Linked DNA regions of Mus musculus: regions 2 and 3 are each linked to region 1. Evidence: chromatin loops called from intact Hi-C (ENCODE). Cell type or tissue: left cerebral cortex. All regions are shown on one strand.

Evidence for each region. A loop is a pair of places that touch in the nucleus more often than their neighbours do. Peaks named below come from ENCODE experiments on the same cell type or tissue, not always from the same donor. Only the 100,000 strongest peaks of a DNase experiment are listed, where the experiment ranks them.
Region 2: a loop joins it to region 1, with 4 times the contacts of the local background. A loop is called at or near these places in 4 of 42 quality-filtered maps.
Region 3: a loop joins it to region 1, with 3 times the contacts of the local background. A loop is called at or near these places in 2 of 42 quality-filtered maps.

Annotation. Positions count from the first base shown.
Region 1 is chr11:65,820,034-65,822,533 of GRCm38, reverse strand. Zkscan6 (zinc finger with KRAB and SCAN domains 6) reads right to left here. Exons shown (of 7, transcript NM_001302374.1): 5 at 520-604. Among named protein-coding and RNA genes, the nearest start is that of Zkscan6, 14 kb to the right of the region's middle. In left cerebral cortex, CTCF peaks have their summits at 1,536 and 2,134 (motif pointing left); DNase peaks (open chromatin) are centred at 1,513 and 2,073.
Region 2 is chr11:66,526,099-66,528,598 of GRCm38, reverse strand. It overlaps Shisa6 (shisa family member 6), which reads left to right and starts at 2,473. Exons shown (of 5, transcript NM_001034874.3): 1 at 2,473-2,500. In left cerebral cortex, CTCF peaks have their summits at 1,136 and 1,472; DNase peaks (open chromatin) are centred at 1,076, 1,548 and 1,848; H3K4me3 peaks cover 987 bases.
Region 3 is chr11:66,983,629-66,986,128 of GRCm38, reverse strand. No RefSeq gene overlaps it. Among named protein-coding and RNA genes, the nearest start is that of Gm12299, 17 kb to the left of the region's middle. In left cerebral cortex, a CTCF peak has its summit at 1,077 (motif pointing right); DNase peaks (open chromatin) are centred at 1,079, 1,360 and 1,822; H3K4me3 peaks cover 1,111 bases; H3K27ac peaks cover 666 bases.

The sequences.
Region 1 (2,500 bases):
CCTTGGGAGCTGTAGAAGATTGAGCAAGTCCTTGATCTGATGATGCTCACTTCCAACATCTTTAAAAAGGGAATCCTATGGGTGAGCATGGTGGCACACCCCTTTAATCCCAGCATTCAAGAAGCAAAGACAGGTGGATCTCTGTAAGGTCAAGGGCAGCCTAATCTATCTAGTAATTTCCAGGTCAACCAGGGCTACCTAGTGAGACCCTGTGTCAAAAGGGGAAAAATGGGGCTGGAGGGTGGGGAATAGTAATATCACCACGCCCATTTAATGTGTTTCATAAATGAAAGGTATTACTATAGTTAACACAATCACGCAGTTCCTGGAGAACAGAACACTTTAAATACTGGGACATTCTTATATGCCTGCTGTTTCTAACTCATCAACTTTCTATAGCAGCACCAATGCCTTCTGTTACACACCCCTTCAACAGGTGCCTCCTGGAATGCACAGAGAATACCTAACAGTTTCCCAGTCTTTTCATCTCCTCTCATCAGGTGGACAACATGCCCTCACCTCCTGAGACCATTTTCCCATAGGTCTCCAGCATGAGATCCCAGTACTGTTCCTTCTGAGTAGAATCCAGGTGTCTCCACTGCTCCTGGGGGAAATCACAGATGTATCATTCCAATGAAGGTGCTTAAACCTGCTTCCAAACCACAGAAAGCCGAGAGGAAGGCATGCGCTGTGGACCCTGGTCAACAGGAGACCTAAGAACTCACTGGAGCAAGTGAGTCCCTGTCAAGGACAAAGAGAACAATGGGAGGATGACAGGTCTCAGATCCCCATTGCTTGCCCAGTTGATAAAACATTAGGGGCGCACTTCTGGGTTTTGGTTTGGTTTGGTTCTATGAAACAAATTAGGAGTGAAGAATACCACACACCCTGACCCTTGCTCTTGTCTCTTTCAAGAGCCGTAGCTCTTCTGACACTGGGTGCCAGCTATCCCCACTATTAGCAACCTAGAAATCCAAAAGAAAGGGAAAACAGTGAAAGGGAAATTAGTGAGAAAGGTCATTGTAAATGAGCGAAAAGGTACCAAGAGTTGACAGCTGTAAGCCCTGATTCCAAGACAAAGGCATCAGGAGTCACAACTGCATCCACCTGGAGTCCCTCAACGGCTTACTCAGGGAAGCTGGCTTTACTCAGTGCTCCACTGTTAGACAAAGTAGCCTTTCTCCTCTTCAACTGTAGGCTGAAGACCCAACACAGGAAAGGCCACCCACCTCAATTCCATCTACTTTGCAAAATTAAATTTCATTCTCCCCACAAAGAAGCTGACATTAGCAACCCAGAGTAACTGGCAGCACTCTGTGGAGTGTACACACTAGACCTCAAGTCCCAGATTGACCACTTTCTACTGTGTGATCGTGGGCAAGTGACTTAACCTTTTGGGGTCTTGGTCCCCACCTGCTGGCCGTTTGCACTAAGCGTGTTGGGAAGTTTGAAAGAAGAAATCCAAGCACCTCTGTTACCACAGGACACCGTGAGCTTCTCACCAGAGTCCTAAAGCAAGTCTGCCACCTAGCGTCAGCAAGGCCTCCAGGAGAGAGGAAGTCTGCAATTAGCAGACTGAGCGTGCGAGAGAGAAGTCAGGGAAAGGAGAAGAGAATTTTTGGTATGAAAAACATCAGAATGCTCAAAAGTTCAAAATTCTTAACTATACTGTAAATACAAAATTAAATTTAAACTTATTATTTTGTTAGTGTTACATGAATGAAACTTCTGGAAACAGGAGTCCTCAGGTCGAACCCACAAGCCCTTCATTTGAGAGCTGTCAGGGAAAAGGATGCCATGCAAGCCCCTGACATGATGGCAGCTTTTGGACACTGGACATTCCCCAGGGCACTGCAACAGTTGTTGCTCTGTGAAGCGGCAAGCAAGAGAGCCCAAGCACTGGAAGCTCCAACATCACCGTCAGCCAACTGACAGTCCAGAGTCACTGAGCATGGCACCCATGGCTGAAAGCTACACTCCAACACTGCCAAGAAGCTGAGGCCTGAGTGCAACCCTACTCTAGATGCAGGGTACCAGCAGCTGTACCTTTCCCTTTCAAAGTCCCAAAGTCCACTGTGTGCTCTGATGGAAAAGCCTGTTCCCAAGCGGAAAGAGCACCATCTTGTGGGCTTATCAGCTATGCCACCGTCAACTCAAATAGAGTAGGGGCACTCTACCCAGTCAGAGCTTCTGATAATGACATACTATGATAATCACATCCCCTCTGCATTCTGAAACAATTATCGAAACTTCAAATTAACAGACAAAACTGGAGGTAGGGGATTATTTAAATTTCCCTTAATTTTTCAAAGAACTCCATTAAATAAATATGAAAGTTTTGCTAAAGCTGATAATGGTTGGGGTTGGCAGTTATTGGGATATGTAAGGATGACTTATTTACCTCAGTGGTTGGTAGGCAGTTGTCAACTAATACATCATGTGTATATAGTCACCGATCAGCTAATACAGGCACTGTGTATGTGTATAATTGCCAGTCCAG
Region 2 (2,500 bases), 710 kb before region 1:
TTGAGCCTGCTCTGGATGATGTAAGAATATTATCTCCATAGTAGGTATCACCTCTCACATGTCTGCCCCATAGGCTTCCTTATGTTGTGCCTGGGTACAACAGCTTCCAGACTGCTTTCTCTGTGTCCAGGTCAGTCAGTGTTCACTCTTCCAATAGACTTGAAGATGAAACAAACCTATAAATCTGATGGCATCTTCTATTCAAACCTACCAATATTTTCCCAGCCATTGTTAAACACAAATTCTTTGGCAGGAATACAGTGCCTCCTGGCTGCCCTTGTTTAGAAACCCCCCTATGGCTTTCACCATTGTGTATGCTTAGCTCACCCACCCTCTTTCTCCCAGTTTCCCTGCCTCTGCTGGAAGCATCTTTATTCTGTCTTGTTTTTCTAACTCCTAACCATTCTTCACCAGGCATTTCATTAGCACCCCAAGAACTGTATTTGACCCTCACTGCTCCCCTCGTGGGTGATGCTAGAAGCCTGTATCCTGCTCGCAGAATAGGCTGTGCCCATCTCGGTCATGACACAAACATGCCACGCAGAAGTCATTTGACTGTCTCCTCTGTAAAGGAACTCCTGAGAGAAGGGACTGTCATTCCTTATCTTAGCACTTACCAGTGTGCTTGGCAGGATTGGCACTAAAAACGATTGTTAACAGAGCCATTAAGAGACGAAGCCGAGGAAATCGGAGGAAGTGCCGAGGAAGAAGAGGAAGGAGGAGGGGATAGAGAATGAGCAGCACACGGAGAGTTTCTAGAACGGTCGGCCAGAGAAGTCCCCCTCTTCCCATCTCAGGTAAAAATGTCCCTCTGTGCCGTGGGTTCTGGGTTTCAGCTCCAATTCAGTCCATCCATTTAACACCAGACTCCCTGAATGCTGAGAGTTTGTTTGAGGCACATCGTGAGCAGGACTGAGTAGACCACTTCAGGGAAATTCTCTGTTACTATCATTCTAACAGCCTGCCTCTGTCTCCCACCAAAGTTCTCAGGACTACGGTCTGGGGCTGGCTGTTGCTCCTCTTCTCGGGTCTCCCACCTTCTCCACACAACACACAGCAAACTAAGACTCTGACTCCCCCTTGGGGTGGCCACATAGCTTAGAAAGCCAGACTCGTGGGTCTCCTTTCAGCCAGCCTGGTCTCACTCTGGTCACAAGGGACTCTCTAATCTGTCTCCTCCAGCAGCAACGACAGGAATGTAGGGCTTTCCAAAGAAATCTTTAAAACCCAGGTAGTTTTATTTATTTATTTCTTTTTATTTATTTTTTAACTCTCGTCTCAATGCTAGAAAAAAAGTTGGAGAAAGAGGGAATTCGAGGTGTCACCCAGAGCTGGAGCTATCTCACTCCTGCACGAGCGATGGAGGAGAAAGGAGCCTAAGTTCATCACACTAGGTGGCCCAACAGCCACTTGACCCCTGGCCTCAGTGTAGGAACCTGTAGCAATGGGCTTGACCTCTTATCTTGGCTGTGAACATCACCACTAGGGAGAGGCAGAGGCTTGCAGAAACCCCAACTTGCTTTCTGGTAGCGCAAAGACCAGGCTGAAGTAAAGCGGGGGAGTGAGGGAGGGTTAGAAATACTTGACCAGAGGGCTAGAAGGGCAATGTCAGAGTAGGTTTAACCCTGCCGCTGGCCGGCTCCAGAGGGCTCACTCTGGCCTTGCTCCGGGGTGAAGGTAGTGGGGGTGAGCTCCCTCTTTGCCATCTTAGTCGCTTAACTGGTGTCCCGGCGTTGGTGACGCGAAGCTTCGAGGCGGGGGGTGGGGAGGAGGGAGAGGAAGAGGCAAAGAGAAGTCCTGCCGTCCCCCAACCGGGCGCCCAGGCGTGGAAACGTGGGCGGCGGCGAGCGGCTGGCCTCCCTCCCCGCCCTCCCCGCGCGGCGCTCCCGCGTGTGCGGCTGTGTGAGTGCGTGTGTCTCCCTCTCTCCTATCGCACACGCTCCGGCACTAGTGCAGGCGGTTCCCGGCTCCGCTCACTCGCTCCGGTCGCTGCGCTCCCGCCTAGCCGCCGCCGCCGCTGCAGTCGCAGCCCGGCATGGTGAGTGACTGAGGTGCAGCCGCCGCGCACCCCGGCTGCCCGCCGGACCCCAGCCTCAGTCGGCAGCACCGTCCCCGGGCTCGGCGGCCCGGTGGCTTCCCCAGGGGTTCTCCACGCGTCCTCGGGCCACTGTCCCAGTCGGGACGCACTCCTCGAGGGCTGAGCGCTCCTTCTCCGCCCGGCTGCTCGCCGCTCTCCGCACCCCGTGACCGCTGCCCCGTCTCGTCCCGCAGGACCTGCCCGGACGGGACCACGCCGCCGCTGCCGCCGCCTCCGGGAGCCGCGCTTCGGGGCCGGCCTGAGCCGAGTCGCGCGGAGCCGCCGCTGCCGCGGGCGGGGGATGGGGCTGCCCGCTAGGCGCGCGGAGCCCGCAGGGGGAGCGCGGAGCCGGCGCGCAGCCTGAGAGCCCCGCGCAGCCCGCGCCCCGCCGCTCCGTGCGCTCCCGCCGCCGCCCGCGCCTCG
Region 3 (2,500 bases), 1.2 Mb before region 1:
CCACCCACTCCTGCTTCCCAGCCCTAGCATTCCCCTATACTGGGGCATATAACCTTCACAGGACCAAGGGCCTCTCCTCCCATTGATGACTGTCTAGGCCATCCTCTGCTACATATGCAGCTGGAGCCATGAGTCCCACCATATTGGTTGGTGGTTTAGTCCCAGGGAGCTCTGGGAATACTGTTTAGTTCATATTGTTGTTCCTCTTATGGGGCTGTAAACCCCTTCAGCTCCTTGGGTACTTTCTCTAGCTCCTTCATTGGGGACCCTGTGCTCTGTTCAACAGATGGCCGTGAGCATCCATTTTTGTGTTTGTCAGGCACTGTCAGAGCCTCTCAGGAGACAGCTATATCAGGCTCCTGTCAGCAAGCTCTTGTTGGCATCCACAATAGTGTCTGGTTTTGATGGTTGTTTATGGGACTCCCCCCAGGTTTTAATGGGCATAAAGTTCTCTGAAATGTAAGCATAACTTTTCTATGCTTCTATTTTATTTCACTGATAACACGGATTTCAACCTCAAGTACACTTTAGCCTCCCAGGAGACCTCCTACAATGCTGGTGTGCAAGCATCTCCCTACAGTGGCTAAGTGTGACTCTGGACACGGAACCCGACATCGGTATGCTTCAGAGGTCCTGCAGGCGATGAACTTCGGCCAGGACTGTGCTTCACAGTATTTGTGAGGATCAAGACATTTTACCGGGAATTAAAGAAAATCTCCCTAACCTTGGACTCTAGGGGGTTTAGTACTTAGTTCTGTCGTCCTGATACCTTTGACCTTGAGCAGGTTTCTGGGTCTTTTCAATCCTGATTCTATTCCTTGGTAAAGTGAAAGTAATTATGACTTCCCACCTGCTGCTGGCCCATGGTTGTAAAATCTATGTGCAAAAGGGCTTTGTAAATCTCCAAAGGCTATACGAATGCCAGAAAGAAATTGTTAGAATTATATGTGCCAGTCTCTCGTAGCGACCCCAAAATGGGCACATTCTTACAGGAACGTTGTGTTGAAAACAAAGCCAAGGGCACGGTTCAAAATTTGCTAAAGCTAAACCAATGCTTGTGAATCCAGGATTGGACACGAGATGGCGCAAGCTTCACGGCACAGTCACTAGGTGGCGGGGAAGGGGGGGGTGCGGTGCCGCTGCGGGGCTGATGATTTTCGATCTGCTTATGGTTAAATGCAATTATTTATGGAAAGAATCATCTAACTATCAAGATTTGAGGCCGTGCACCCTTCTATCCGTGCACAGTCGGTTGGCAGAGTCCATCTTTTCTGAGCCCCTTCTTTTCGTTCTTTCTTTGAATATTTTTAGTTATTGTAATCAAAATCCTCTTTGGCCTGGCGCGCTCAGATTTACGAGCAGCATCAAAAAGCTTTGTGTCTGGCAGTGAACCAGGAAGGAGGCCTCTTTGGCTCCTCTGCAGACTTAATTAGCTCCGGAGCTCTTCTTTCTGTCATCCCAGGCTCCGCCGACCTCCTTTGGGTTTTCTGGGGTGGGGGTGGGGTGGGGAGGTGGTGTCACATTTCCTGCCTTTCTCCACCCCTCGGTGGGCCCACTCTTTGCAAGTCACTTTAGGGAGATGTAGATGTCAGGGAGGGTAATTGTAAAAACTGGCCGTCAATTAAGGAAGCAGAGACTTCTAACCGAAGGAAACCAAACCACGACATTGCAGCTTAGATTTTCTTGTAAGGCTTACACTGAGTTTTCTTTCTTTCTATGGGGCTTAAGAAAAGCACATCTGACATGTGAACATTTATACCGTATGACTCAACCAGTGCCAGTACATGCAAACATTTCAGAGCAGTATGGTCCAAGTGAGTCAATAATGCGTTGAGCTGGCCCTCGTTCTCACAGGCAGAAAAAGCCAGGGCTTTTCAGTGACTCCTGTCTTGTTAGTGCTACTCTCAGTCCTAGAGAACAGGAATAAGGTGACAGGGACTCCACACATTTTACCATCCCCCGACACCCTGGATCCCCAGCTGCCCAATATTTAGGCTGATCGAAAGTGAAGGGTGGGCTTTGTTGATAAGGTCTTAAAAATGCAAGAAACACCCCTGGACAAACTCCACTGTTAGCTAGTGGAGTGACTGACATCATCGTGGCCACTTGAGTGGAAGTGCTTGAGTGGTCACATGATCCAGTGAAGCACGACAGGTATATGGTCTGAGTGAAGGTGGTCTGTACAGTGTTGGTTTCTAGAACAAGGTCCCAACTGTGACACTCTGCCTAGGTCCCCTGGTCTGTGTTTTGTTTTCCCCAGCTGTGTGCCCTCCCTATTCCCGGATAATTACTCATTTCTTGCCCCTCTTCTTCAACACAACGCCTTTCAACCTCTTTCCTTCCTTGTAGAACCTCCCTTTTCACCTCTAAGGAATCCTTGTTTGCTAGAGGCCTCCGAGTCCTCTTGTCCTTGCAGATTGTGATGCTTGTTAGACTCAGTCCTAAGTCAAACACACTGTCTCTGGGGTTTGTCGCCAATCTTTTGAGCAGGGCAGACATG